Linked DNA regions of Homo sapiens: region 1 is linked to region 2. Evidence: chromatin loops called from intact Hi-C (ENCODE). Cell type or tissue: heart left ventricle. All regions are shown on one strand. Links, peaks and the distances in the headings refer to the core of each region. The heading gives the core; the rest is flanking DNA.

Region 1 (16,072 bases), core at 3,789-11,788, 71 kb before region 2:
TTATGGCCTGTTACAGTCTCTGTAACAATCATTTCTTAAGTCTGAACGTTTTATTTCCAGGAATCCATTTATATAAAACTATGTTTAGACTTAATTAAGGAACGATTCTTACAAAGCTTGTAAATAGCCAGGAAAAAAGGGACAGAAAATAAAACTGACATTCACATTTAACAAAATGATTGTTACAAGGTATGTAATAAGCTATAAAAATACAATAAAGCCCTTTTTATAAGAGTTCATATTTTTTGATCCTTGTTTTCAAAGGTATTTAAGAAAAATATCAAAGCTTTGCAAAGTGACATCTGTTTGCTGAATGGACTAGTTATAACTTCTTTTGTTTATAACTGACAATACGAGAATTCTACCTGTTTTGTTAGTGTGTCTTCTTTGAAATACCTTGTAATTAGTTTAGATTGGTAGGTAAATTTTACGTTGTACCATAGTGAAAACAAGACCTGGTTTTCAGGTTCTGCTTCCTAGATGTCATAGATATTGGGCATGTTGCTTAACCTCCTTGAGTCTCACTTTCCTCATATAGAAAGCAAAGATAATATCTACTTTTGTACCTCAAAGAGCTGTTATGAGGAGTAAATGAAATTATTATAAATAGAGCAAATATTTTGGAAATTATAAAGGACTGTAAGCATCCAGATCATGTGTCTCTTAAAGATGAATTAGATTTAACAACCTCTTTTTTTTTTTTAATTAAAAAGTAAACTTTAATGTCAAAAATGCAAACTTGGGGAGGGCAGAAAGATCACACACAAGGCTGTGCCTTCACACTTGGAGGGTTGCACAGCAGCCGGGCAGAGGTACTCCTCACTTCCCAGACGGTGGGGCGGCTGGGCAGAGGCACTCCCCACTTCCCAGACAGGGCAGCGGCTATTAAGAACCTCTTTTAATTAGCAAACTTCCTTCTCTTGTTCATGCATTCTGTCAAGTACATACATGTACATCCTTTTTGAAATGACACTTATTTTTCCATTTCCTTGTCTAAGTATAAGTGATTGAAACCACTATTGGCATAGTGGAAATTACACAAGAATTGGAGTCAGAAGAACTGGTTTCAAGTCCTGTCTTAACTACAGTCATGCATTGCTTAACAATATGTGATACATTATGAGAAATACATTGTTAGGTGATTAAGTGGTTGTGTGAGCTTCACAGAGTGTACATAGACAAATCTAGATAGTATACCTTACTATACACAAATGCCATGTGATATAACCTGTTGCTTGTGCAGTTTGTTACTGTACACTGAATCCTGTAAGCCATTGTAACACAATGGTATTTGTATATCTAAACATAGAAAGGGTACGGTAAAAATACAGTGTTATAATTTTATGAGACCACTGTTGCATATCTGACCATACTTGACTGAAGTGTCAGGGGGTGCATGACTGTATTTTTACTTATTCTCTGACCTTATTCTTGGGTGGTGATAATAATAACAATAATAATGGCAGCCAACACTTGTAGCTCAGTATATACCGTGCAGGATTCTAGACACTATATATATTAACTCATTTGATCCTCTCATCTTATTAGGTGTGTATTATTATTATCATCCTGATTTACAAATGTGGAAACTGAGGCACAGACAGGTTGTTACTTTTTCCAGATCAAACAGTTTGTGAATGGCACAGCTGGTATTCCAGCTCAGACATTCTAGCTCCAGAGTGAGTGTGGTTAATCATTGTGCTATACTAACCATGTTCCTTAATTTCCTCTTCTCTAAAATGAGAATAACAATAACTGTTCTATCTACTGGGTTGAAGATCCAGTAAGAGAGTACACATAAAAGCACTTTGACATCACAGTGTACCATAAATAGAAGTTATATGTGAACTGTAGAATTAGCATGCACCTTAGAGTAGGTATTTTATAGTTTTTTGGTGGGTGAGGGATGTTATCTTTTGACTTATTTTTGAGAAATATAATTTTGAAGAGAGGTGTTGATGGTGTCATTCTTTTTTCAACTCCTCAGAAAAATTATGAGAAACACACGATGATAACTCATATATCCCTCACCTGAATTATCTAATTGTTAACATTTTGCCACATTTGACTTTTCCTAGTATATACTTTCTTTCTAAATTATTTGAGAGTTGCAGACATGATATTTTACCTTCTGCATGTATTTTCTAAGAACAAGAGCATCCTTATTCCTAACCTCAATACAAGATCCCACTCAGGAAATTTAACACTGATCACTGATAACCTTTTATTATTTAATATACAGTTCATATCCAGAACCCCTAGTTATCCTAAGAATGTCTTTTTTTTTTTTTTTTTTTTTTTTTTTTTTTTTTTTTTGAGATGGCGTCTTGCTCTGTTGCCTAGGCTGGAGTGCAGTGGCGTGATCTCAGCTCACTGCAACCTTCGCCTCCCAGGTTCAAGTGATTCTTCTGCCTCAGCTTCCTGAGTAGCTGTTATTACAGGCACCTGCCACCACGCCCGGTTAATTTTTGTATTTTTAGTAGAGATGGGGTTTCACCATGCTGGCCAGGCTGGTCTCGAACTCCCGACCTCAGGTGATCCACCTGCCTCAGCCTCCCAAAGTGCTGGGATTACAGGCATGAGCCACCGCGTCCGGCCCCTAAGAATGTCTTTTACAGCTCTTTAAAAAAAAATCCAGGATCCAATCATGTTATATATAATATCTCTTTAGTTTCCTTTAATTTACAGTAGTTCCCTAATGGTTTTTATTCATGAAATTGACATTTTTGAAGAGTTTGAGGTAGTTTTACAGAATGTCCCTCATTTGTTTTTGTCTGATTGTTTTTCCATGATTAGATCAGGGTAAAAAATTTGGCAGGAGTATAATATATGCTGTGTTTTTTTTTTCTTAGTGCACTACTACATCAGAAGGCATATAATGTCAGTTTGTTCCATTATTGGAGATATTGTTTGATCATTTATTAAGGTTGTATTCACTAGATTTCTCTGTTGTAAAGGTATATTTGTAAGTATTCAGAGGAGCAAACTTGGAGACTGTGTAAATATCTTATTTCACAACATTGTTTCACGCAGTAGTTTTACCATCCATTGGTGATTCTTCTGTGGTAGTTGTAAAATCAACCTATTTATTTTTAGGTAGTTCTAAATAATTTTTTTCTTTCTCAATTTTGAAATGGTGAGTGTTTCCTATTTTGGAAAGACATTACATGGGCTTTATCCTCTTTATTTCATTTTTGAACTTAGACCAATTAAAGTGTACTTTTTACATTGTAAAAAAGATAAAGATAACTTTTATCTTTAGTGCAACACACTACTAAAGCTGCTTAGAGAATTGAGTTAAGTTTTTAAGGGCTTTTTGTAACAAAAAGTATGTCTGAATTCCCTGGAGGACTTGTTGGGCCTTCCCTGGAGATTTTTTTTTTTTTTTTTTTTTTCTGAGACAGGGTCTCACTCTTTCTCCCAGGTTGGAGTGCTGTGGTGCTATCACAGCTCATTGCAGCCTTGACCTCCCAGGCTCAAGTGATCCTCCCACCTCAGCCTCCTTAGTAGCTGGGACTACAGGCGTGCACCACCACGCCCAGCTAATTTTTTTATTTTTCACAGAGATAGGGTTTTGCCCATGCTGAGTTTGCCATTCTTTAGGCCTGGGTTGGGGTCTGAGAATTTGCATTTCTAACTAGTTTATAGGTGATGCTGCTGGTTCTGGGACTACACTTTGAGGACTGCTGTGGCTTCTATAAGTCTTCCTTTTTAAAAAAAAAAAAAAAGGCTAGTCAAGTTCTGAAGCAATTGGTTGTGAACACCTGCACTTGCCATTCGAGCAGATATTTTGCTCATGATTATTTGGACCGTTTTCTTCCTTTCTTCTTTTCTTTCTTCCTTTCTTTCCTTCTTTCCAGGCTGGAGTGCAGTGGTTCGATCCTAGCTTATTGCAACTTTGAATGCCTAGGCCTAGGGAACCCTCTCGCCTCAGCCTTCTAAAGTGCTGGGGTTACAGGCATGAGCCACTGTGCTGACCTTGGGATACTTTTCTACTTGTTTGCTTTCTTTAATAGATATGAGAATAATATGGATATAGTATAGCAGAGTAAATTGAAGTTTGTATTAGGGGATTTTGATGAATGTTGGGAAAATTTTGGCAATTGGCTAAATTACTGAATAGGATCTCATTAACCTAGCTAATTCAAAATTATCTATGTTGTAATGAAAATGGTTATAGGGTATTTTATCTATTTATTTATTTATTTTTTAGAGATGGAGTCTTGCTATGTTGCCCAGGCTGGACTCAAACTCCTGGGCTCAAAAGTGATTCTTCCGTCTCAGCCTCCCAAATAGTTGCCGGTACCACAGGCTTGTATCACCATGCCCTGTCTAGGTTATTGTAAAACATATTTGTAGCATTTATATTTGTCGAATTTTCTTTACTTTGCTCAATGAAGTAACCAAATTAGGTATCCATAGTGATCAGTTTGTGCTTTCAGTATTTAAGTAATCTCTGTTATACTTTAGCAACTGGTTTTGTTAAGTCTGTGCAATTAGTAAAGCAAGTGGCAAATTTGTTACGTCATAGAGATTATTTTCACTTTTACAGAAGTTGGCCATCAGCCCTCCTTCTTTGAGTCTCCTATTAGAAATACTATAAACATCAGAGAGAAGAGGATGACCTTAATATTTGCTTCCCAGGCTAAATCACAGCCTTGAAGCAGCTATTTCTTTCCGAATAAAAAGTTTAATTTCACGCCCTGATTAGTGCCAGTACGTGCAGGTAGATACTTATGTTATGTAGCTAAACTGATGTGCCTTTGCAAATTACTTGCCAGTCAGCAGAACTATAGTTTCTTATGAGTAGTTTATGGTAAATTATAGTTCTAGTTAGTAAGTTCTGTGTGTTTTTTTAAAGTGTGTATTTATTAGATACGAGTAGGAATCAGTCACTAAATTTTGGCCAGACTAGCAGTTGACTAACAGCTTTTTTCAAAGGCTCAGGTTTGGACTAACAGTCCAGCCAATTAGCAGTAGGAAAGAGTGAGATCTTATTTTCAGTTGATTTGAAAATATACACAGGACCTAGAAAGAGTGGTTTCTGATGGAAAAGACCTAAGGAGAGATTATTTTTCTTATTGAGAAGTAAAATACATTGTAGTTAAAAATTGAGACCTTTGAGAGGCTTAAAAGATAGGAAGATCAACTGAGGACAAGACATAGAAGGTTTTGAAATCGTGGGACACTACTTAACTGAATTTTTAATTGCTTAATTGAAACTATGGAGTTTTAAAAACTTTTAAGATGAACTGGGGCCAGGTTTGGTGGCTGTCACCTGTAATCCCAGCACTTTGGGAGGCTGAGGTGGGAGGATTGCTTGAGGCCAGGAGTTTGAGACCAGCCTGGTCAACTTAGCAAGACCCATGTCTCTACAAACAGAACAAAACAGAACAAAATTAGCGTGGCATGGTGGTGCACACCTGTAGTCCCAGCTACTTGCTTTGAGGCTGCAGTGGGCTATGATTCCTCCGCTGCATTCCAGCCTGGGACACAGAGTGAGATCCTGTCTCTAAAAAAAAGAAAAAAAAAATTAGCCGGGCGTGGTGGCGGGCACCTGTAGTCCCAGCTACTCAGGAGGCTGAGGCAGGAGAATGGCGTGAACCCGGGAGGTGGAGCTTGCAGTGAGCCGAAATCGCGCCACTGCACTCCAGCCTAGGTGACAGAACGAGACTCTGTCTCAAAAAAAAAAAAAAAAAAGAAAAGAAAAAAAGTGAAACTGACTTTTTTTGAACTTGGATGAAGGATAGATGAGATGAATTAGAAGGAAGAAAAATACTGTTTCCTTAATAAATGTATCATTTGTCTTATCTAAAATGTCACTAAATTTGCATGGAGTCATAGGATTTAAGAGTCTAGAAGGACCATCTAATTCAAGGCTTTTTTTTTTAATTTAGTTTTTCTATTTTCTTTGTTCTTTCTTTCTTCTTCTTCTTTTTTTTTTTTTTTGTGTGTTCTTCTACTTGATAATTCAAGGCTTCTTAACCTTTTTTTGGTTATGGACTTCACTGAAAATCTGGTATCACAGGATCCTTCCTCTTCCCAGACACACACACACACATATGTTTTGTACAAAATTTCAGGAGGTTCAGAGATCCCTGAATCCTATCTATGGACCCTGGGTTAAGAACCCTGATCTAGCTTGTTTTTTTTTTGATTCTTGCATAGTATATTTTTATTTAAAAGGTTTTGCTGATAATTATTATTTTAATATAACTAAGTTGTGACCTGTTTTAATAAGGGTCTGACTGTAAAACTTGAGCTTCATCATAAAGTGCCATTTTGAGAAGCTAATGAAATGTTGAGTATGTTGCCTAGTAGTGTCAGGAAAAATGGTACAGAGATGACTTGGCTGGTAGTTATCAAAAATCCTCCCAGAACATCCTGTTCTCATTCCCCTAGCTATTCAGGCAAGGGGCCACAATTAATCCCTGTCTATGATGATGTAATTTTACTTTTCAGGATATATGGACAGATACACTTAAATCCTTTGATTATTATTCTACTGATATTTCCAGGACCTTTCTATTTTTATAAGTTTTATTAAAGATGTGGTATAACCAAGCAAATGCCCAGCAAGGTCAGTTTACTCTAGTAAGTACACTCTGCATCTAGAAGCATGTGGAATAAACTCTGTTCTGTCAAGGTCAGCCTTAAACATTGTCAACATGTTCACTTATTTATGCTCTGCAGTTCTGGGGAGGCCTGGGAAACATTTATCTTCTTTTCTTTTTCTTCATCCTCTTAAGGTATCAACACTGACAATGCTATCTATCTAATTAGCTCATTCAAGAAAGACTTTTTTGTGATAATTTTAGATCAGCAGTACACTTTGGCCAGAAAACCTGGTTTGGATTTTATCTTATGTTATCCCACATGCTACTTAGAAAAAGAGTTTTTATGAGATATCGATAAAAAGTATTGTGGAATACTTCTTCTTTTTAAAAATGAGCACATGAAGAACCAAGGACTTGTTTGACTTGCCAGTGTCACAATTGATGACAGCCTGAATTAGAGCCCACATTTCCTAAGTCCAAGTCTAGTTGGTGCTTTTCCGAGTCTTTGTTTTGTTTGTGGTTTAGCTTGTGTTTCTTCTACTGATAGGTGAATTGGTGGGGGGTGTTTTTAATTAGTACTTTTGTGATTTGTTTAAGAAAGCCTCCCCTAATTTAAGATCATGAAAATAGCCTCATATTTTCTACTAGAGACTTTTTGAGTTTTGGTTTTTACGTTTAGAATTTTAGTCTTTCTAGAATTGATTTTTGGGTTTGATGTGACGAAGGGATTCCGTTTCACTTTTTTCCATATGGATTTACAATGGCCCCCAGCATCATTTATTGGAAGAACATGCATTCTCCATCAATCTGCAGTGTTATCTCCCTCATAAATCATGTCATTACATGCATTGATCAGTTTTTGGACTCATTCTGTTCTATTGTTCATTTATTTATATCAGTGCCATACTATCTTATTCATATAGCTTTTTTTTGGGCAAATCTTTTCTATTTTAAAAAATTCATATTAAAAATTTAACATAATAAGTGTACATATTTATGGGGTATATACTGATATTGTGATACATATAGTGATCAGATTAGTAATTAGTGTATGTATCTCAGTCATTTATTTTTTTTTGTATTGGGAACATTCAATATTCTCCTAGCTATTTGAACTATATAGTATTTTATTGTTAATTATTGTCATTCTACAGTGCTGTAGAACACTAGGACTTATTCCTCCTATATAGCTCACACTGCTTTATAATACACCTTTTTTATGGTAGTTAAGGTCTCATACCTTATTTTCTTCTTGGCTATTTGTGGCTTTTTATACCTTCATGGGACTTTTTTTTTTTTTTTTTTGAGATAGCCTCACTCTGTTGCCCAGGCTGGAGTGCAATGGTGCGATCTTGGCTCACTGCAACCTCTGCCTCCTGGGTTCAAGCGATTCTCCTGCCTCACCTTCCCGAGTTGTTGGGATTACAGGTGCCCACCACCACACCCGGCTGATTTTTTTTTTTCTTGAGACGGAGTCTTGCTCTGTCGCCCAGGCTGAAGTGCGGTGGCGCGATCTCTGCTTACTGCAAACTCTGCCTCCCAGGTTCAAGCGATTCTCCTGCCTCAGCCTCCTGAGTAGCTGGGATTACAGGTGTGTGCCACCATGCCCAGCTAATTTTTGTATTTTTAGGAGAGACGGGGCTTTGCCATGTTGGTCAGGCTGGTCTTGAACTCCTGACCTCAGGTGATCTGCCTGCCTCGGCCTCCCAAAGTGCTGGGATTTCAGGTGTGAGCCACCATGCCCGGCCTTTGGAAATTTTTATAGATAGCTTGTCAAGTTCAAAAGCAACAAATATCTAAAGGCAAAAATATACTAAACCTATTGGGATTCAGGTTAGTTGATTCTTGATAGAAACCAAAGTATGGAGTTACTTCAAAATTAAAAACTAAAATTTGAGAACTTTTAGCTAGGAAAGATGGCTTTCTTTTGTTTTGTTTAGAGGAGAATCTTGCTCTGTTGCCCAGGCTAGAGGGTAGTGGTACAATCATAGCTCATTGTAACATCAACCTCCTGGGCTCAAGTGATCCTCCTGCCTCAGCCTTCCAAGTAGCTAGGACTACAGGTAACACCACACCACACCCAGCTAATTTTTATTTTATTTTATTTTATTTTATTTTATTTATTTATTTTTGTAGAGACAGGGTCTCTCTCTGTTGCCCAGCTGTTCTCGAACTCTTGGCCTGAAACAATCTTCCTGCTGTGGCCTCCGAAAGTGCTGGGATTACAGGCAGGTGCCACCGCCCCACCTGTGTTTATTGATTGATTGAGACAGGGTCTCATTCTGTTGCCCAGGCTGGAGGGCAGTGGCATGATCTCAGCTCACTGCTGCCTCGACCTCCTGGGTTCAAGTGATCCTCCCACCTCAGCTTCCCAAGTAGCTGGGACTACGGGTGCCCACCACCACGCTTGGCTAATTTTTTTGCATTTTTGTAGAGGTGGGGTTTTGCCATGTTGCCTAGGCTAGTCTTGAACTCCTGGCCTCAAGCAATCTGCCCACCTCAGCCTCTCAAAGTGCTGGGATTACAGGCATGAGCGACTGCACCCAGCCCAGCCTGTTTTATTCTTAATGTTAAGAGATAGTTGGATATGATGAAAGAGCACTTTATTGAGCCAGATCACTTAAGCATTTGACCTTTAGACAAGTCTTTTATTTATGTTAGAGTTTCTTAGCCCTTGGGCCTTGGCCCTCTTCTCTTTCCTGTCTACACTTTGTTCCTAGATGATCATCTATTCCTTTTGCTTTGAAATACCATCTGTGGGCTGATGATTTCTAATGGGCTAATAGTCTCTAACCCATCCTTTTACTGTGACTTCTACCTTTATGTATTCAACTGATTATCCACTTGAATGTTGCATAATTGTGATTTTTTGTGTGTGTTTTTTTTTTTTTTTTTTTTTTTTTTTTTGCTGATCTTCCCATACTAATAAATGGTGCCACCATTTATCCAGTTACTGAAGCCTGAAACCTGGAATCATCATTGGCTCCTCACTTTTTCTTATGCCGATATGCAATTCACAAGATTTTATCTGTTCTACTTCCAAAATACATCTCAAATTCGTCTACCCCTCTCTGCCTACACTGCTATCAACTTACTTTGGGTTATTATCATTTCTTTTATGGAAAAGTTTAACAGTTTTCTAGCTACTCTCCCCTTTAAATCTAGTCTGTCTCCACACAATAGCCAGAGTGATCTTTCAGAGATCTAAAATGTTCTAATATCTTCCTTTTGGACTAAAGCTATGCATGGTAAACTTTGTTGTTTTGCCTGGCAGAGCTGGTCCTTTCCCACCTATGTCTTTGACCCTGTTAGGTCATTACTCCCAGTCTTCAGTTACAGTCAAGTTACACTGGCCTTTTGCCAAACACCTTTTTTTTTTTTTTTTTTTTTTTTTTTGAGACAGGGTCTTTCTCTGTTGCCCAGGCTGGAGTGCCATGGAATAAACACAGCACAGCTCACTGCAGTCTTGACCTCCTGGGCTCAAGTGATCCTTCTGCCTCAGCCTCTGGAGTATCTGAGACCACAGGTGCACGCCACCATGCCTGGCTAATTTTTAAATTTTTTGTACAGACAGGGTCTCACTATGTTGCCCAGCCTGGTCTTGACCTCTTGGGTTCAAGCGATCTGTCTACCTCAGCCTTCCAAAGTGTTGAGATTATAGGTATGAGCTAAATTTGCCAAACTCTTGCAAGACCACTATAAGGCCTTTGCATTGGCTGTTTTCTCCAACTCTGACTTTTTGGTTGAGTCCTTCGTTTATCCTTTATATCTCAGTTCTAATCACCTACTTAGAGCCTACCCTATCTAAAGTAAATGCCCCTTTCCTTATTTGTCTATTATTTCTACTAGAAAAGAAAATAAAGCCCATGATAGTAAAATTTTGTGTTTTACTCTTGAGTATATCCCAGTGCATGACATGTGGTAGACAATAAATACTTGTGAAGTCACTCACTTTCTTTTTTTTCATTTTGTAAAATAGAAGCTGATGATAAACTGCCCATCCTGCTTCCTGGAGTCATTGTAGGGAATAAATCAAACAATGTTTATGGGAATAAATCAAACAATGTTTATCAGTTTTGATGTCCTGGTATGATTTTTTTTTTTTTTTTTTTCCGAGACGGAGTCTCGCTTTGTTCCCCAGGCTGGAGTGCAGTGGTGCAATCTCTGCTCACTGCAAGCTTCGCCTCCCGGGTTCACGCCATTCTCCTGCCTCAGTCTCCTGAGTAGCTGGGATTACAGGTGCCCGCCACCACGCCTAATTTTTTGTATTTTAGTAGAGACGGGGTTTCACCATGTTAGCCAGGATGGTCTCAACCTCCTGACCTCGTGATCCTCCCGCCTCGGTCTCCCAAAGCGCTAGGATTACAGGCGTGAGCCACCATGCCTGGCCTGGTATGATAATTTTCAATAAATGAGCTTTAGTTTTTTAAAAGACATTAGAGCAAATTTGAGAAAGTACAAAATAAAAAAAAAGCAGCCTGCCATCCCACACAACCACTTTTATTTAATTTTGTTTGTCTTAAAAAAGAAAGAAAGAAAGAAAGAAAAACAACAACTTTTAAGGGTGAATGTACTGTCCAGCACTCTCTTCTTTCTAATTTTCCTGTCCCAAGCAGCTTCCAAACACTTTAAGGAGGTGCATCAGTTAAGATAGATTAATTTTATACTTTTTAAGACTTGTAGGGAATTCATTTATGTATTTTGAAACTTGCGTGGAAAGAAGTAAATACAAATGGTTCTTTATCAAATTTAGAAATTTTACTCTTGATAATTAAAGTTTTTATAAGAATTTTGCCTAAAGAACTTTTCTTGAAACTAGCCTGTATATAATCAGGATTTCTTGATATGGAATACAATCTGATTTGTCTTTTAAAACAACTTGTACAGGTTACTATTTATCCTGTGTGGTAACTACCGCTCCTGCTGTGATTCAAATATTTCAGCCCTTAAGCAGTTATATTAGGCTTGGGGAATAGTGTAATTTGAAGCCCTTGGAACATCTTTTTGAATTAGAAAAGGAATTCTCTAAATAAATATATTCAACTGGGAGAACTACTTTTTTGAAATTTATTACTTTGGAATATATAAAGTTTGGTCATCTTTGGAAGTAGAGATCTAATTTACCAGCAAATGGAGTTTATAATACTAAAATATAGTATTGTTTGCAAATAAAATTCTTTGTTTTTGTGTCTTAGGTTAATAAATTGTCTCTGAGTCAATTGTTACAACAAATACCAAATGGAAAAATTGCTTTCATTTCTTAGCATAGGCACAACCTTCGTAGTTCAGCCTTCCCAAAATGCTCTTTGTTCATCTGATGTATGTTGGAGAGACTCTTTATAAAAATGGCAATGTTGACATGTACCTTAATTTGCTATGTTCTTTTAAAAATAAATTTGGGAAATTTGCTCTCTAGAACAGTAGCCTCCTAACCCATCAGAAACATTTTAAGGATTTATCCTAAATATTTTTACTTCTTAATTTGCAAATTGCAAATTGTACTCATGCCCTGCCATCATTAGCTACTATATTAAGGCACAATATATACACTTAGGGTAAATAAATATAAATAAGTAAATATATATGTGTAAATTGTGTCCAGATAGTTGTAATGATAATGTCTTTGGTTTATTCACATATGGTTAGTTCAATATTATTTTTACCTTGTAAAGTGACTAATGAAGGGCTTGTGCAAAGAATTAGAGAAGAGTCAATTGACAGTTTACTTAAAACTAACTAATATTCTTTTTTTTTTTGAGACGGAGGCTTGCTCTGTCGCCCAGGCTGGAGTGCAGTGCCGCTATCTCAGCTCACTGCAACTTCTGCCTCCCGGGTTCAAGTGTTTCTCTTGCCTAAGCCTCCCATGTAGCTGGGATTACTGGCGTGCGCCACCACGCCCAGCTAATTTTTGTATTTTTGATAGCGACTGGGTTTCACCATGTTGGTCAGGGTGGTCTCAAACTCTTGACCTCGTGATCTGCCCGCCTTGGCCTCCCAAACTGCTGGGATTACAGGCATGAGCCACTGCACCCAGTGAAAACATTCTTAAATTCTGAGCACACTTAAGTTTTTTGCAATATGCCCAAAGAGAATGAATGAGGGAAGAAACCATTGGCAACCCCTTTGTGTTGTGGAATTCCCAATCTTCAGTAAGTGACATTTAACCATTTAACATCAGATTAAGGGAACACGTATCAAAAAAAATTTTAAAGATTATTTTTTAAACTAAAAATTAATTGAAAGTTTTTTGTTGTTGTTGTTGTTTTCTTTTTGAGACAGAGTTTCGTTCTTGTTGCCCAGGCTAGAGTGCAGTGGCGGCATGGTCTTGGCTCACTGCAACCTCCGCCTCCCAGGTTCAAGCGATTCTCTTACCTCAGCCTCCCAAATAGTTGGGATTACGGGTGCCCACCACCACACCTGGCTAATTTTTTTGTAGTTTTAGTAGAGACAGGGTTTCACCATAGTAGAGACAGGGTTTCACCATGTTGGCCAGACTGGTCTCGAACTCCTGACCTCAGGCGATCCACCTGCCTCGGCCTCCCAAAGTGCTGGAATTATAGGTGTAAGCTTCCGCACCCGACCAATTAAAAGTTTTAATATTCCCCCTGTGGTGCTATATATGTATACATAGGTTTTCATCCATGGTCCTGGTTCATAACTCCCATATCCCTTTTTATGGTCTTTTGTTAATAATGTTGGGTGTGTTAGGCCTCAGCCGCAGACCTCAGGAAATAGTCTGTCTCCTGCCCTTCTTTCACCTGCCCCAGGGCAGGACTCTAATCTCCCACCACCTCCTTTCTGATTGTGGATCTTAAGACCCTCCACTGAGAGGGTCCCACCTCATACCCTCGTGGGAGGAAGGAATGCTTCCATAAAAACTCAAGAGGACTGGGTTTGGAAAGCTTCTGGATAGCTGAACACATGGAGATCCCTGGAGGGTGGTGTGCCCAGGGAGTCATGGCAGCTCTGAGCCCCTTCGCCCATACCTTGTTCTATGGGTCTCTTCATTTGTATTCTTTGCAATATCCTTCATAATAAACCAGCAGATATAAGTAAGTGTTTCCCTCAGTTCTGTGAGCCACTTCAGCAAATTAATTGAACCCACAGAGGGGATCATGGTAACCCCAACTTGAAGCCAGTCAGTCAGAAGCTCCAGAGGCCCAGAGTTGTGACTGATATCTAGGGATATGGGGGACAATCTTGGAGCTCTCAAGATGAGGCCCGAGGCTCTCTTTTAAGGGGTGTTCTGGATAAGTCATAGCAGTTAACAAGAATGCTAGGACATACAGGGACACATAATTCATCAGTCCTGTCAAAGTACATCACAAAAATCCAGTATCATGATTCCAACAGCATTTCAGTCTTGGGGTTAGGGTTGAAGTTAGACAAAACAAAAACAAAAACAACCCACATTTGGTCACAGAGAAGTCTTCTGTGTTGATGATTATTGTAGTATGAGAGTAGTGGAAAAACACGAGGTTGGAAAGAGTCTTTCCCTACACACTCCCCCACCCTGGAGGATCATCTTGCCTACCTCCTGGCATGTGCACACCCTGCTTTGGAAACCACCTTGCCTCACACAAGGGATGAAAATGCATTGTGGCAGAATTGAGTTCTTTGTCTTTTCTCATTTTCTCTCCAGATTTCATATATTGTGGAAAAGCAGTTGAATGAGAAAACTAATCTTTCAAACAAGCATAGCCAGTGTAATGCAGACTTCGTAGACTGTAGAGCATGTCCCTCTAAAACTGAGTGTATAATTGAGTCTGTACCTAGGACTTCCAGGGCTTTTAGTAATTAAATGATAGATTTTATAGAACGCAGACATTGTTTAGCTAAAAAGAGATATTTCCATCTCAATTCTATTTAGAAGATATTATGGAGCTAGAGGTGGAGATCTATGACTAAGGGCATGTTGAATTTTTTTATGAAAGAAGGGGACTCTGGTAATTAATTTTTTATGATAATGTATTCTTTCAATTTGGAAATGGTTCGAGTACGAACTCAATTATTTTCAAATATAAATTTTGGAAATGGGATATTTTTAGATCTAATTGCCGATGACTAATATAATGAATCTTTATAAAAATACTATTTTGTATCTTGGAGGTTGGGGGACATGTAGATGTTGCTTAAAATCATTGAAAAAGTATTCTTTTTGCAGCATCCTGCTTGCCTGGCTTGTGGATTTCACCTTGTTTCTGCTGGGGATATTAGTTTGTTTCTTAAATAAGGATTTTTGTCTATTTAAAGACTCAGTTGTCTAGTTTCAAAGGTAAAGCTTAAAGCAGGTCCTTCTTCCGCTTCCCTACTCCACAAAATACATAGTCACAGACTGACTAGTAATGAGTAAAACAAAAGCAAACTGCCTCTTAATCTAGGAACAGAGAAGAAATAAAGAAGTCCCTATTTCAGAGAGAGTAAGGGTTAAAATTCTTAGCAGTCGGGGCAGGGTATAACACTCTTGAGAAGAGTGATAAGGGCTTTCCCAGTAGCCTGCAGTTCCCTGTAGAGTAGTACATGGCTAGACTTGTCAGATTAGGGCAAGAATAGCAATTTGACCAGTGAGTTCCAGCAGGTGTAGCAGCAAAAGCACAGATTTCTTACACATACATGTAATGCATGTCTGCTTATAGCGGACAGCCCTTGAGATGAGGTCTGAGGTGTTCTGAATGAGTCATAGCAGTTACCAAGAATGCTAGGACATGCATGCACAGATAATTCACCAATCCTGTCAACATGCATCACAAAAATCCAGTCTCACATGATTCCAACAGCAGTAGCGCCTAAATTCACGTTATTGCACTGTAACAAAATTGTATCATCTTGTGTATAGCCTAGGATCTACTGGCTTCAGCTAATGTAGAAGTCATTATCACTAGGTGGCATTTGCTTGGGGAGTTGAGGCCTCACACAGAGGGATTTTCCTGAGGTTTCCTACCAATACAGCAAACTCTAAGGAAAGAAGAAGGTAGGGTTGGAGAGAGATGGGGTTTTGTATATTATTTCAACCCATTCCGTTGGTTTAATTTTCGTGTGAGAGTCTAGCCAGGCAGGCTAGGATAGGAAATTATTTTGTCTGACTCTTTGCCCCCCTTTTTTCCCAACACCCTCTGTGCTGCTGTTCTTCCTCCCTTGACTGTAAGTAGTGTAACCCTCCCTTTTGCTCCAGCTGCTTTATTTTCATTATTATTGTCTAGGAGTTCCTCATTTTCCTGAGTGTGGAAAAGATTCTAAAGAAAAGACCTTGATCCAGTAATTAATTTTGCTCTTAACATTTACAGACCCTTCCTCTCCTTAATAAAAATGGCTAAAATACAAATTGTTAAATTGTTATTTCAGAATTTGAAATAACAGTGGATTTTTTTCTTTAAAAAATGAACTTAAAATGATCATGCTATGAAAGATCTTAGATTTATTTTTGGTTCTCAGGTTTGATTAATAAATTATATTTTTCAGTTCATTGCATACTACAAAATTTATTAAATTATCTCAGCTGTGATTAAAATTAAAAT
Region 2 (16,072 bases), core at 3,693-11,692:
TGGCTTTGTTTTAGATAATAACTGATCCTATCTAAAGATGTTTTCTGTCTGATCCCTGATAGTGGGTGCTGCATGACGTTGTGTAAATTCGCAGACCTAGCAATATTTTAAGGCAGATTTCTGTTTGTTATTAATATATGTGCTCAGTAACTATTAATTATGAACTTTCATTTTTTTCTCTGATAATGAAACATTTAGTTTTTATGAAGCTTAATGTCAAAGATCCTGCACAATTTGCCTAAGTATAGCAGTTTGCACAGCAGTTTTTGAAAATGGGCAAGCAAGAATTTAAAGGGAATGTTTGTTAGACTTAAAATATTACTTTATTTAAAAATAATTCAGTTGTGGGTATAATTTCTGTGCCAGGAATAGTTTGACAGTTGTAATCAGGTAGCAGTATTAAAAGAACAGAAAACAAAATTCGTATAATCAGGTTGATGTTTTCTTCCTCTTTAAGAGCACTTCTCCTTTTAATAGTGGTAGAATGGCAGCAAATAATTTTAATCCTTCCTTTCTTCCTTCCTCTATTTTCAAGAATCTGATTTTTCTCATTCTTATTTTTTTCTGTTACAGCATTACCAGGCCACCCAGTTACTTTCTTAGAATTTAACCTAAATTAGATACATCAGCCAGAACAAGCATAATTGGTTGAAAGGCAGCCATCTATCTAGGGAGTTCTTCTAAATACTGAATGTGTCATGCGCTTTGACATAACATATCTGTAATCTCTGAATACAGAAAGCACTTTCTGTGTTAGCTGTAGGTGTTAAAGCAGTAGTGTGTTTTAAGAATGTGTGCTGTGCAAATTCTGGCTTGTGAGGTAATGACAAGTGTTTGCCTGCATAGACAATATATTTTTTCCCCCCTGAGGTCCCCACACACCTAGTTTCCCTCAAGCTCATCATCTCTGTCAGGTTAATCAATAGGCACCGTATGGCAGAGGGTCAGTAATCAGTGTCATCGTGCCTTTAAATCGTGTTGAAAATTTGCTTAAAGCCTGGGCCAATTAACATCGAGATGATGAATGGATGGGAAGATGGGAAGAGCCTGCCGCTCAGGGGCTTTGTGAGGAGGAGATGCTCAGCTGTTGAGCAGCAGACACCAGCGAATAAAATCAGCCATTCATGTGAGCTCAGTCCACCCACTCTTAATGATAATGTCAATCTAGCAAAATATATACACATTGGAGTTGTCACGAGTTCATAAATCAAAGGAGTTTGTCAAAGGCATTCAGATTAACGAGGCAGCAGCAATAACAAGTCAAATTTGCATAGAGAATTGCTCGAATCTCAGTAAATTATGATCCTGTTTTTCATTTGATTATTTGCTAATGTCTCAAGAGGGAGAATGATTATATTAGCATGCAAAATCTACTCCAGAAGTAGAAATCTGAGGTGTAGAAGACCAGTGCACTATGACAATTAATCAGTTTCTGCATACTAGCATAAATGCACAAGGCCCAGAAATGAACTTCTTTTTTATTATTATTTCTCTTTGCTACTGATCCAAATGGTTCAGCTTGACAGAGACTTTATATTGCTTTAACAGTGTTCTGAATTGTGCCTGCAGGCAAGACATAGTTATGCAGCTATAACCAACCTATCCATCTGCCAACCAGATTGGAATTCTCCTATCCAAGGCTTCCATTAACCCCCACTGACAGCTCCAAACAGGATTAAGAATTTGGAAGCATAAAAAATAGTTGTTCTTTGCAAATATACACAATCCCTCTGCATTTTGAGAAAGGATGCATCTGTAGTGTTATATGATTAGTGTCGGACAGTGTGGCGGGGAGAAAGCCTGCTTGGCAGTTTTTTGACTTCTGTCACAGGGAGTAAGGCAGTGCTAATGGAAGTCCTCTTTGGTTGTCCCAGAGAATGTTGTCCATTCTATCTAGTTGTTAGCACTGTGCTTGGAATTGGTATATTACTAGAAAAGAGCACTCCTTGAAAGCCTTAACTGGTGAATCTGTTGAGTTTAGCAGTATAGGGAGGCCTTGATGTGGTTGTGGTTTAATAGAGTATGTCAAATGATAAACATGCTGGAGAAGCAATGTGCATGAAAACATGCCAGAGAATATCTTAGGAGGACACTTTAGGTCCTCCCTAAAATGAGTCCTTGAATAGGATTTTCCGAACAGCTTCTGAACTTAAATGACCTAAGTTTTCCCCATTGTATCCTAAAAGGATTAATTAAAATTTGTTTAAACACACACACAGTGTTTTTTTTTAATGTCACCTTTCATACAAGAGTTTGAGTGATTTTGTCCATGTAGCTAAAATATCTGTTAACCTTGTAAAATAATAATTTCTGTTTTTGTAAATTGTAAATTTATATTTGGAAGCTAAATTAGCTCCAAGTCACATAATAAGTTAATGGGAAAAAGTATTAATCCAATTACTAATTTACCATTGAAGTTCACTATACTGTGTTTGCAATTAGTTACTAGAAATCGGTCTCAGGATTTTTTCCTTCAGGTGGGTTGTCATTCTATACGATGATGAGCAGATGATTTCATTTTTAAAATGTGTTCAAAATCAGTTATAATCCACCACAATTTACCTGCTTTGCTAAAATGATAGAATTATCCCAGTTACAGAGTCCTTCAAATCCTCCAATGGTAAATTAGTGAAGTATGTGGCATTGGTGTGAAATGTTCGCTTGTAGCTTTGGAGCTGGTTATTTTATTTATAACAGATGTCTCTTCAAACAGGTTCAGGCTCTGTTGCACCATCCAACCTTGAGCAAGATGCTTACTCAAAGATTATTGTAAGTCATTATGAGTGGCTTGACTTTTCATCACTGTGTAAATTAGTTTAATTTTTTATTTGATTATATAATCAACTCTTAATTATCCATTTTATCAGGAGTTGTGTGTTCAAATAGATAACTGAAAATAGTAAATAAGCCACTTACTAGGTCATGGGGAATATTGCCCCAGCTATGAACCTGCTGTGTGCTGCCATCAAAACATCTTTACTTCTTGAATTGGACAGTCAAAAATACAAACAGCCTCAAAGTTAGGAATGCTTTGGTTAAGGGTTGCCAAACTTTGTCTGTAAAGGGGCAGATAATAAACATTTGAGGCTTTGTGGGAGATAGGATCTTTCTTGTGGCCACTTACCTCTTCCGTTGTAGTGTGAAAGCAGCCACAGACAAATCGTAAATGGATGGGCATGGCTATGGGCCAGTTAAACTTTATTTGCAAAAATATGTGTCAGGCCAGAGCTTGTAAGTGCTGTTAACTGATCATACTGGCATTATAAGTAGTGGGACAGTAGGACTGCAGTTGGGCTGCCACTGAAGTTCCTCTGCTATTAAAAACAAAACAAAACAAAACTTTTTTTTAAGCTAGCTGGACAGTCTGGGTTTAGGGTTTCAATTATTCATTGAGCATCTGTTATCTGTATACTTACGTAATGTGTTAGTGGGTAGAGGGAGCTACAAAGACTTTTCCCAGTAATCTTTCAATCTTACTGGTTAGTCGAAAGTAACAGTGCAGACATTTATCTAATTAAGTGCCTGTTGTGTGGATCAAGATTAAAATTTAGTTAGGGAATTTCCAGTAGAGTAAGGTGGAGTAGTTTTATGGTTTCTTGGAGAAGATGACAGTTAAACCTCATTTTAAGAATGTGTAAGACTTGAATAGATGAGATAATCTTGTGTTTATAATTGTTGAGTGAACTAGACTGGAGTTAAGAATCCTTCCAGGCCAGACTCTGTGGCTCATGCCTGTAATCCCAGCACTTTGGGAAACGGAGGTGGGAGGATTGCTTGAGGCTGTGAGTTTGAGACCAGCTGGGTAATATAGTGAGAACCCCTGTATCTACAAAAAAACAGAAAAATTAGCCTGGTGTAGTGGCGTATACCTGTAGTCTTAGCTAGTAGGGAGCCTGAGGCAGGAGGATTACTTGAGCCCAGGAGTTGGAGGTTACAAGGAGCTATGATCATGTCATTACACTCCAGCCTGATGTGATAGAGCAAGACCCTGTCTTTAAAAAACAATCCTTTCAACCCCGAAATTTCAAGATCATATCACCTGTTGGTGAGACTATGAAGAAACTTGCTTAACTGGGGCAGAAAAGATGTGTTGTGGGAAATAACTTGGTGTAATATAGTAGGGAATTCTGGATGGTCCTGAAAACCAGGCCTAGAACTTCATATTTGATTTCATAGAAATAAAGAGCCACTAAAAATATTTTAGGGAAAGACCATTACGACAGTAGCAGTGTTAAGAAAGATTAACCTGGCAATAATATTCAATCCAAGAAACTTTTTTTTTTTTTTTCTTTGAGACAGGGTCTCACTCTGTCGCCCAGGCTAGAGCACAATGGCATGATTACACCCCAAACTCCTGGGCTTAAGCGATCCTCCCGCCTTAGCCTCCTGAGTAGCTAGGACGACAAGCATGTGCCACTATGCCCAGCTAATTTTTTTTTTTTTTTTTTATGTAGAGGTAGGGTCTTGCTATGTTACCCAGGCTGGTCTTGAACTCCTGGCCCCAAGCAATCCTCCTGTCTCTACCTCCCGACAAGAAAACATTTTAAAATTCACATTATATTCTCTAGCTTTGTGCTGAACCTCTGAAATATAAGATGAAACAGAAACTGGCCCTGCCTTGAAGGAATTTACAGTAGTGTGGGGTGGGAAGCATGTTCATGTAGAGATATAAAGAGATATAAAGAATTAAGTGCCAATTGGAAGTGAAGTTTTTCTTCGGAGTAATTAATTCTAACTGCAGGTTAGGCGTAAGGGGATAAAGGCTTCTCAGAGAAGGTATCATTTTAGCTGACTCTTGAATCAGGATTTTTAGTAGATAAAGAGATTGGGAAAGAAGCCTGTTACATGTTAAGGGACTAGAATTAACAAAAACACAGAGATGAAAGAGTGGTTTCCTTATTTTGGTGAATGATAAATAATGTCATGTAAATGGTACAGAGACTTTGATGAAGTGTTAAGTTGGCTGTCTTATGGATGCTGTACTAAGAAGTTTGGGTTTATCCTGTTATTGCCAAAAAGCTATAAAAGGCTTTTGAACAGGAAAGTAACCTTTTTAGAATGATGATTCTAATGGCCGGGCATGGTGGCTTACGCCTGTAATCCCAGGACTTTGGGAGGCCGAGGTGGGTGGATCACTTGAGGTTAGGAGTTCGAGGCTAGCCTGGCCAACATGGTGAAACTCTGTCTCTACTAAAAACACACACACACACACACACACACACACACACACAAAATTAGCTGGGCATGGTGGCGCATGCCTGTAATCCCAGCTACTCGGGAGGCTGAGGCAGGAGAATCACTTGAACCCAGGAGGCAGAAGTTGTAATGAGCCGAGGTCGCCACTGTCCTCCAGCCTGGGTGACAGAACGAGACTCTGTTTCAAAAAAAAAAAAAGAATGATGATTGCCACTCTAGTGTATAGAATATATCATTTGGATTTAGGCAAGGATGTCAATGTCAGAAGGCTGTCTCAATAGTAATAGCACTGGTAAGAGGTGTTGTGGGTCTGGACTAGAGTAGAAGCAGTGGAAATGCAAAAGTAGGGTCAGATGTATTAAAATAGATGATTCAAAGAAAAAGTTTATAGACTGAAAATTAGCTAGATATGTTCAAAGAAAAAAAAGGAATGAGTAAAAACTGACTCTGAGGATTTAAGTCTAGGATAAAAAGAAAAGTTGGGAGGAAAAGAGCTGACCTAGAAATGAGTGGAGATGGTAAAAGAGTGCTTTAAATTTAGATGTGTTGATTTTGAGACAGTTTAAGCTTATCACCTGAATACTTTTTTAATATAATTACTTTCTTTTTTATTCGCCCAGTTTGGTTGTGGAAACATTTTATCCAAAATGCATCCCTGAGGTCTAATGCAGGAGCTTTAGCAGTATTTCCTTTATTGACCTTTTCCTACCCAAATCTCTGTTACTGTATCTGCAGGTGTTACAGCCCAAATGCATCTAGTTTGGAGTTAAATTCAAAGTTGACAGGGAGACTTTCATTCTGCCCTTTCAATTCTAAGCTAGTAAGCACTGAGCTAAGAAATAAATATTTGAGTTAATATAAAAGGTAACAAGTTGTGCACTGGGCTAAGAAATAAATATTTGAGTTAATATAAAAGGTAACAAGTTGTGTAGAATCTTTTACAAAAATATTTTAATATACTATAGTCCCCACTTATTCATAGGGGGTATGTTCCCCAGTGGATGCCTAAACCACAGATAGTTCTGAACTCCATGTATACTATGTTTTTTCCTATGGACACATACCTATGATAAAGTTTAATTTATAAATTAGTCATAGTAAGAGATTAACAACAATAAGAATAAAATAGAACAGTTATAACTATACTGTAATAAAAGTTACATGAATATGCTCTCTCAAAATATCTTACTGTACTGTACTCACCCTTCTTATGATGATGTGAGACAGTAAAATGTCTATGTGATGAGATGAAGTGAGGTAAATGACCTAGGCATTGTGACACAGCATTAGGTTACTACTGACCCTTTGACAGCATGCTACCTGCTTTAGGTGATCCTGGATTATTGAGCCATGAAGATGTTGGTGGTGGGATGTCAGGAGCAGACAATGTCAATGACTCATGGTCAAGTAGCATGTACAGTGTGGATACACTGGACCAAGGGATAATTCACATCCTGGGCAGGACAGAGCTACCAGAAAGGTGCACAATTGAAAACTATTTCTAAAAATTTCCATTCAATATTTTAGGACCTCAGTTGACTGTAGTAACTGAAATTGCGTGAGTGAAACTGTGGATAAGGGAGGACTACTGTAATGCTATTCATAGACTATTATTACTCAAGGACTACAAACACATTCTGCAATTTATTTACTATAATGAAACTTTCCATCTGAGTATTGGGAATCTGTTGTTCTGAGCAGTCAAGTTTGCTTAGGGTTGGTTTAAAGTTAAGCAGTAGAATATAACGTTAATTACATTTGATGGAATTTTCCCCCTAAAATTTATTTTTCACTTAACTTTTCTCCCATTTCTTAACATTTTATTATGGATTTAATTAATTAATTTTTTATTTTGACATAACTTCAGATTTATAGACAAGTGAAAAGAATAGCACAAAGAATCTCCTTACACCCTTTCACATAGATTTACCTAATGTTAACATGTTACCATATTTGTATTATATCTGCTTATAAATACATATACACACGCACATACATCCATTTATGTATTATTTTTTCTGAACAATTTGAAAGTTACAGACGTAATGTTCCATCCCCCCTAAATGTTTCAGTGCGTGTTTCCAGAAAAACAAAGACATTTTAATAAAAATAATCACAGTACAAATTATCAAAACCAGGAAATTGAATGGATAAACAAAACTGTGGCACATCCATACAGTAGATAATACTACTTGGCAATAAAAGGAAAAGAAATACTAGTATTTACAACAACATGAGTAGATCTCAGATATTTTATGCTAAGTGATAAAAGCCAGATTCAAAGGTTACGTACGATATAATTCCATTTATATGACATTCTGAAAATGGCACAAATTATTGAGCCAACAAATCAGTGATTTTCAGTGGGGAGAGGGTTGACTATTAAGGAGAATTTCAAGAGAATTTTGGGAGTGGTGGAATTTTTCATTTTTTAATGGCGGTGTTATACAACTGTATGTTTTTGTCAAAACTTACAGAGCTGTATACCAAAAAGGGTAAATTTTTCTGTATGTAAATTTTAATGGTGGGGAAACAATCAGGAAATTAATATTGATACAGTGTTATTAGTTCACCTACAGAACTTACTAAAAAGTTTCCAATTGCCTCAACAGTGTGTGCTATACCTCTTTAGTTTCCTTTAATCTGAAACAATTCCTTAGTCTATTTCATGGCCTTGACATTTCTTAGGTACAAACTAGTAACTTTATGGAATGAAATACTCATTTTTGGGTTAGCCTGATGTTTTCTTATAAGTAGATTTAAGTTTTGTGGTTTTGACAAGGATACCTCACAAGTGATGTGCTGTTTTCAGTACATCATATTAAAAGGCACATAATCTTAAGGTGGCATCTGCTGGATTTCTCCACTATGAGGTTACTCTTTTTTCATTGTAACTATCAAGTATCTTATAGAAAAAATATTTTGAGATTATGTGACCATCCTGTTAACTTGTCAAACTTTCACTCACTTATTGTAGTTTTAAATTTTACTTAGGTTTTTGAGATGGTGTCTTGCTGTGATGCCCAGACTGCTCTCAAACTCCTGGACTCAGGCAGTCCCTCTGCCTCCACCTCCTGAGCAGCTGGGATTACACGCATATGCCAAAGTACTAGGCTCACTTGCTAATTTTAGCACCCAATGATGATTCTTCCTTATATTAATCACTTATCCTTAAATAGAATTTATTGGATATAATTTAGCCTGATGATCTAGGAAAATTATGCACATAGCTTATTGGGAATCCTCATAGATAAAGATGCAAGGAATAACTGTGTTGCTGAGCTTTCCTGGGTGATGTTGGACAGGCTTTGAGAACTGTTGAGGTGACTACTTAGGTATACATGGCTATTTCATCATTACCCCTTACCCTCAAGACTGTAGACCTAGTAATCTCATTCACTGGCATTCTGCTTCTACTCTTTAGTATTAGGAGGGTTCCTAATCCTTGTTCCTGATATCATGACTGTTTAATGTCCCTACCTCTATTTTTTTGTAACAACATTATAAGTTGGATTTTTTGTTTGATTTGATTTCTCATGATGGATGGCCCAGAGTAAAAGTGTTGGGTTAATCTGTATTAAAAGAACATACCAATGTTTATGGGTTTCCCCCATTTTTTGTTTAAGAGTTATTTTTAACAATACCATTTAAATATTCTTTGCCCTAGTGGGATAGAAAGGGGAAAGGAACTCCTAAGAAGCTCTGTGTTCTATGTTAGGTTAGTAACACCCTTTAAGCTCCCTTTGTGTTTTCATTCTTTAGACATTTTCATAATACCCACCCAGTGGTTATCCATCTAAATCTGATAAAATAGAGGGTCAGTAAAAAGAAAATTGTGAGTATGGGCTAGTCAATACTCAGGCTGTTAAGGTTGAGATGACTATTTTTCACTTTATAATTCAGTATAGAGGAGTTTGCCAGCAATTGTGTATCAGCCCAAGTACCTGTATAATAAAAATGTGATTTATAGTATCTTTGGTATGACAAACTTCCAGCAAAAAGTAATTAGGCTCCAAGTTATATGATAACATTTCAAAAAACATAATTAATTTTGAAATACAGGATCTTACACTGAATTAAACAGGTTTAGTTTATCTGATCTTTTTATTTATTTATTTAAAGGAGGAATTTCATGACCTGAAAGAGAGTTACTTGCAAATTCTAAGTTTATAATTGGATACTGGCTTAAGCTTCTATTATATAAGGCATTTAATTTTGGTATTTAAAACATTGATCTTTACATTTAAAAAAAAAAAGTTAAACATACAACTTGATGTTATGGGGTAAATAAATGTTGACCTTTCCCTTTCTTTGTTTGATACTCTTACATAGCATGTATTGCCAGTCGCCTCATTTGTCAAGCTTTGTAGTCATTAATTCAATTATATCCTTCCTCCATTTTTTGGTAGATGATCTCCATTCCTTTTTTTCCAAACAGGGAGGAAAAGAAGTTAGAACTCTGAAGTTCTTGAGTCTCTGTCCCTTTCTTTGTAATATAGCATGCTTTTTCTTTAATTTTAGGGACTTTTACAAGGGATCATCACAAATGTAAAATATCAAGTTAAACCTCATAAGATATTTCTGCCCAAAAGAAACACATTAGGGTACTGGCCTGTCAGGCTTACTAAAGGTGACACACAGGTGTCAGCCACAGAGGTGAAAGGGCCTCAGAATGACACAGTACGTTTTTTATCTCTCAGTATCTTTCAAAATGTAATATCTAATAGAAACCAAAAAAGTGAAATTTACATGTAGGTTTAGAACACAGTAATGATTGTATATTAATAATTTCATGCTTGTATGAAAATTTTCAGATAAACTCTCATGTTAAAAATAATTTCTGAACCTACAAATAAACTAACCCTCCTGTTAGAACGTTATGACTATATGTAATGTAAGGAATATATTAACTGTAAGTTTTTTGTTGTTGTTGTTTTGAGACGGAACCTTGCTCTGTCACTCAGGCTGGAGTGCAGTGGTGTGATCTCGGCTCACTGCAACCTCGGCCTCCTGGGTTCAGGCGATTCTCCTGCCTCAGACTCTCGAGTAGCTGGGATTACAGGCACCCACCACCACACTTGGCTAATTTTGTATTTTTAGTAGAGACACAGTTTCAGCATGTTGGCCAGGCTGGTCTCAAACTCCTGACCTCAGATGATCTGCCCGCCTTGGCCTCCCAAAGTGCTGGGATTACAAGTGTGAGCCACCGCACCTAGCACAACTGCAGGGTTTTAAATATTAATGTTATTAATGTTACTAATGTTGTTGCTGAAAATGGAACTCAAATAATATGTAATTTGGATTTTCTGTATTTTGCCTTGTAGATAGTGATTTACATATATTGACTAGCAGATTTTTAGTACTTATGAACTCATTTTCAGTTGGATTGTTGTTTTTTTCCCCCTCCTAAGTATATAAAAACCCCACTGACATTTTAGGGCCTCTAGCTGCTGTTTGAGGTGACAGTGCCAAGGAATGGACTCTAATCCTAAACTACTGAGTAAATGTTTTTTTAAGTCCTATGCTACTTTTATCAAAGAAAATAAAATCAAATCTGAGAAGAGGGGGAAGAGAAATAACTATTTTTAGGACCCAGACTTGGAGATCTGTGCCAACCAAACATCTACTATAATCGAGAGAAGGTAATAATCATGGTTTTAGTTGTCATCAGCTAAGTGTGGGCTGGAACTTTCTTGTATCCAGTGTCAACCTGTGTCAAAGTGCAAGCTAGAGATCTAATGAATATGATCTCCTACACAATGCTTAAAGATACATGAAATACTTCCCATCTAAATCCTTACATAATTTATTTATATACATGGGCATATGTTTTCTTTTACATATGTGTATATCTGTATGTATACAAATCTTCAAGTGAATAATTGTATAAATATATGTATGTTCTAACTTACAGAATTAGAAATGTAATTCAGTTTACTCCCAAAGGATAAGATTGAAGATAATGAGAACTGAATTAAAGCTTACTTTCTTTCACAGAATTCCTCAGAGAGAGAAGACTGTAATAATGGCGAACCCCCTAGGAAGATAATACCAGAGAAGAATTCACTTAGACAGGTATGAAATTCAGCCTTACTTAAAATAAAAAGCTACCAACAGCAAAACAAAAGACAGGAGGAAACCCTTGATTTGCCATTCTTTAAGCACTGGAGCTTATATTAAGAGTACTCGGACGTTGGCCTGGCCATAGCCATCACTTTCAATCAGGTGACATGGTTTTCCCAGTTATTTAAAAAACATTCTAGGTATACATGTACAGGACAGCTGGTTGGCATTTTTAAAAAAGTATAAAAACAGATCTGCCTGTAATAAAGTTAGCCCTTTTAGTATGAGCAATATTTTGTTTGCTTTTTCTAGAAGAAAAGGCCATTGTTAATAATAACTTAAAAAAACAGCAGCCGGGCAAGGTGGCTAACGCCTATAATCCCACCACTTTGGGAGGCTGAGGCAGGCGAATACCTGAAGTCGGGAGTTCGAGACCAGCCTGACCAACATGGAGAAACCCAGTCTCTACTAAAAATACAAAAATTTGCTGGGCATGCTGGCGCATGCCTGTAATCCCAGCTACTCAGGAGGCTGAGGCAGGAGAATCACTTGAACCCCAGAGGCAGAGGTTGCGGTGAGCTGAGATTGCGCCATTGCACTCCAGCCTGGGCAACAAGAGCAAAACTCCGTCTCAAAAAAAAAAAAAAAAAATAGCTCACCACTGTGCCCCAATAGAAGGTAACACATTTTACTTGTGAAAGTTCAATACCATTGTGTTCTTGTAAAAATTAGAATGTCCTTGGCAAAAACAAGAAACGCAAGTTCTTATGATGTTGCCAGAGAATAAGTGTGCCACCTATTCATTTTTATTTTTATTATTTTATTTTATTTTTATTTTTGAGACAAAGCCTCACTCTGTCGCCCAGGCTGGAGTGCAGTGGCGTGATCTCGGCTCACTGCAACCTCTGCCTTCTGGGTTCAAGCGATTCTCCTGCCTCAGCCTCCTGAGTAGCTGGAATTACAGGTGCCTGCCACCATGCCTGGCTAATTTTTGTATTTTGGGGTTTTTTTTTTTTTGAGACACAGTCTTGCTCTATCGCCCAGGCTGGAGTGCAGTGGTGTGATCTTGGCTCACCACAACCTCCACCTCCAGGGTTCAAGCGACTCTTCTGCCTCAGCCTCCTGCGTAACTGGGACTACAGGTGCCCACTACCACACCGGGCTAATTTTTGTATTTTTAGTAGAAACGGGGTTTCACCATGTTGGCCAGGCTGGTCGCAAACTCTTGACCTTGTGATCTGCCCACCTAAGCCTCCCAAAGTGCTGGGATTACAGGCATGAGCCACTGTTCCCGACCTAATTTTTGTATTTTTAGTAGAGACAGGGTTTCACCATGTTGGCCAGGCTGTTCTCAGACCCCTGACCTCAGGTGATCTGCCCAGCTTGGCCTCCCAAAGTGCTGGGATTACAGACATGAGCCACCACACCTGGCCCTGTATTCATTTTTAATATAAAATTGGATACAATGAGCCTGAGCAGCAGTAAAAATAATTCTAATTTACTTGGATTTATAGCATTGTTCTAGGAAATAGGAGATCTAATATTTGTTGAGCACCCACCGTGAACATGATGCTTATTTGATTTAACCCTCACAATAACCCTGTAAAGTTTTTAGATATGATGTGACTTCCAATTTATAGATGAAGAAAATGGAGGGTTAGAGAGGTTAGATGACTTGTCTAGCTAATTAGTGATTTGATACTCAGATCTCAGTGTTTCCAAAGCGTTTCTACTTGTGCCTTCTGACTTCAGTTTATATATAGTGTTTAGAGGGAAAGTACTTGAAACTGTGACACATTCATTTTTTAATTTACTATATGTTAAATGTTTTTTGGATGAACACTTCTTTTTTTTATAAAAATAATTGTTTAGTAAATAGAATTGAATCATCCAGGAAGCTTTAAAAAAAAAAACAAACAAAAATCCACAAATGATCAGTAATTGATGTTGAGACAGTTACAATTTTAACTGTTTGGAGAATCAACACCTGATCTGTTCATCTAAACCAATAGGACAATACTGAATAAGATAAATTGGGAAGTAGGAACACTCTGCCCACTATACAGAAACAACTGTCGGAAAACAATGACACAACAAAAGTTTTGGCAACTTTATTTAAGCTAACAAACGAATTTTCTCTCTGCAAAGTTATAAATTAATTTTAATAGGCTGATCCAGATGGTCCATTTGGAAAATGGATAGGCTGATCTGTTGAAAATTAAACTAAATTTATCTCTCTCATACTTCAAACTGAAGCAAGAGAGAGAATCATGCCTATTAAGTCCAGCACATACAGATGGACCAGCAGGTCACACATGGGACTAATCTGATTCATTTTAAAAATAAATGCATACATTATTGAATCATTTTCTACTTGCAAGATCTGTTGTGTGCAATATTCGAAAGAGATTTAATGTTGTTTTTTTCATTGCCGTTTTAGCAGGTTCTCTTCCCCACTCCCCCTGCCCACTTTAATTTAACAACCTTCCCCCCCACCCCCCCCATGGTGCTTTGAAATGATTTTTCTAATATCTGTCATTCAGTGTTGAGATCCAAGCTCTGGAGATTAATTAGGTCATGAGGCTTTTTCTCCTCCCTTCTTTGTAAAGGGTTTTATCTCCATTCTCTTTGTGAAGAGCATGAACTCAATGTTCTTGGAAAGAGAAATGGCCTTTAGAAACAGGGAAGTAGGAGATCCTCCTGGGGCCCTCAGAGTCTTTTAGCTTCTGGGTGTTTTAGCAGCCCCATGAATGCAGATTTGTAAATTTATTGCAGTGCCATCTGGTTTTTTGCTCGAACCAGATTACTGTTGGCTTGTGTCTGTCTATTGTGGTGGTCACTCCCTAGGAGCTTGCCCTCTCTATCTTAGGGAAGAGTGATGAATAGCAGGGGTCAATAGAAGCGGGTCACAGGGCAGCTGTCCAGGACTGCCCTGAACTTGATTACCCCATTGCTGATTTTTTTTAAGGTAGGACATAGTATATAAGCTGTTTAAACTCCCTCTTTTCTCTATTGCATATGACAATAATGAAGTGCCATTTGCTATTTTGTTTTTTTGTTTTTGTTTTGTTTTGTTTTTCCTGTAGTCAACTTCTGTAGACAAAAAGATGTCAAGGCCGCCTTATACCTAGTATTGATACAAGTAGGATTTGCATCTCATTAACTTGAGATTCTTTTGCAGATATTTCTAATGGGATTTCAGAAACTCACTATTGATTATAAAAAGTTCAGTTATCTTCTAGCAATTTAACATTGTTTTTAACTAATATTATAGTTGACATATATTATTCAAAAATAGCGTTTTGCCATTGTTGATAGGACATAACTACTGCATGTTAATTTGGAGAGCTATTTAAATATTGGAGGAGCAAACAACTTTATACCAAAAATTTGGCAAGTTGAACAAATTCCTTGAAAAATACAACTTACCAAAACTCTTAACACAGGGTGAAGCAAAATTTGAATAGCCTGATGTCTATTAAATAAATTTAATTAATCATCAGAAGGGACATGTGGTTTTACTGGTGAATTCAACAAATATTTAAGGAAGAAATGATACGAATTTTATGCCAGACCCTTTCACAGAATAGAGAAGGAAAGAACACTCCTTGACTTAAAAATCCACCATAACAGTAATTCCAAAACCCGACAAAGATATTACCAGAACAAGAAATAATGAAGGTGGAAATTAAGAGACACTGTTCCCTGTGTCTGTCACCAAGTCATTTTGTATACCTGCTTTTTCGTTTCATTTCCAGCATCTGAAGATGGAAGAGTTTGGGGTAGGGAGAGGAAGTAGAGCAGTGTATCCTTGTAAAGAAAGTTAATTTTCTTAGTTTCAGAATAATCTCATTTCTTGGCATTAAATATGAACTTTTATTTAAAGGATGTACAAAATAGCTACAATTTTTGTTTTACTCCTAAAAATGTGAAGTCAAGGAAAGGATAGCCACTGTTTTCCTACCTTTTATTCCTATCTGCAATCAAGGGCAAAGGCCTGGGAGGATACATGAAAGTACTCATTACTTTTTGAAAATTGTGGCATTACAACGTTCAACTCTTTGCTTCTCATTGGTGCTAATAGGATCTGTCAGCCCTGCCTTTCTCTGTAATTGAGTAAATTGTGACCGTTGTCTAATCCCTCTCCCATCCCCCATTTCCTTTGTGTATGTGTCCACTTACCATCCTGAGAACGTGGGCAGTGATAAATAAAGCATTGAGTAGAGCTCTCTCAACTCTCTGAAAGCAGCATGATGCCAGCCCTCTAGTTATATTTCTTTAAGTGTTTAGGTTTTTCTGTATTCTTTCTCTTGTGTAGCTGGAACCCTGGGGATGCAAAGCCATGAGAGAGGCCAAGAAGCTAACAAAGTAGCTGTCTCCCTTGTTAGCTTGTTCCTTTATTCTTTAAAAACAAGATAAAAACCATCTGGCTCAGGGCATTACATTTTCCTCCCCCATGCACCTCTATAGATGGAGACTTCACCTGCAGTGAGGGTTTACATTGATTAGGGAGGGAGCAGTAATTCAAGCTTCCATCCTCTTCAAGGATACTTTGCAGTCTTTAAAGGTGCTGACCCACTGAGTTAGACTGTCAAGGGAGGATAAAAAAGTATCTTCATCCCAGGAGGTAACAGCTGCCAGGTTTTCAACACCTTGCACGCTGCTGGAAAAATGTCACAATTGTCAGCTGAAAGAAAAATGACTGTGTTGTCATCTTCTGTTAATGACTGGGCCTTATAAAAGGAACTACATAAGTCTTTTAGAAGGAATAAGTAGCTGTTTTCCTTTTCTACCATATTCCCCTCCCCTGAAA

What was found. Hi-C counts contacts between places; a loop is a spot of excess contacts. Peaks named below come from ENCODE experiments on the same cell type or tissue, not always from the same donor. Only the 100,000 strongest peaks of a DNase experiment are listed, where the experiment ranks them.
Region 1: it touches region 2 in a loop (2.5-fold over the local background); 4 of 110 quality-filtered maps call a loop at or near these places.

Annotation. Positions count from the first base shown.
Region 1 is chr10:101,379,685-101,395,756 of GRCh38, forward strand. The region is part of intron 1 of BTRC (beta-transducin repeat containing E3 ubiquitin protein ligase); the gene reads left to right. Among named protein-coding and RNA genes, the nearest start is that of BTRC, 34 kb to the left of the region's middle. In heart left ventricle, for the core only: no CTCF peak of the experiment used is centred there; no DNase peak of the experiment used is centred there; H3K27ac peaks cover 1,137 bases.
Region 2 is chr10:101,450,788-101,466,859 of GRCh38, forward strand. BTRC (beta-transducin repeat containing E3 ubiquitin protein ligase) reads left to right here. Exons shown (of 15, transcript NM_033637.4): 3 at 11,194-11,271. Among named protein-coding and RNA genes, the nearest start is that of BTRC, 100 kb to the left of the region's middle. In heart left ventricle, for the core only: no CTCF peak of the experiment used is centred there; no DNase peak of the experiment used is centred there.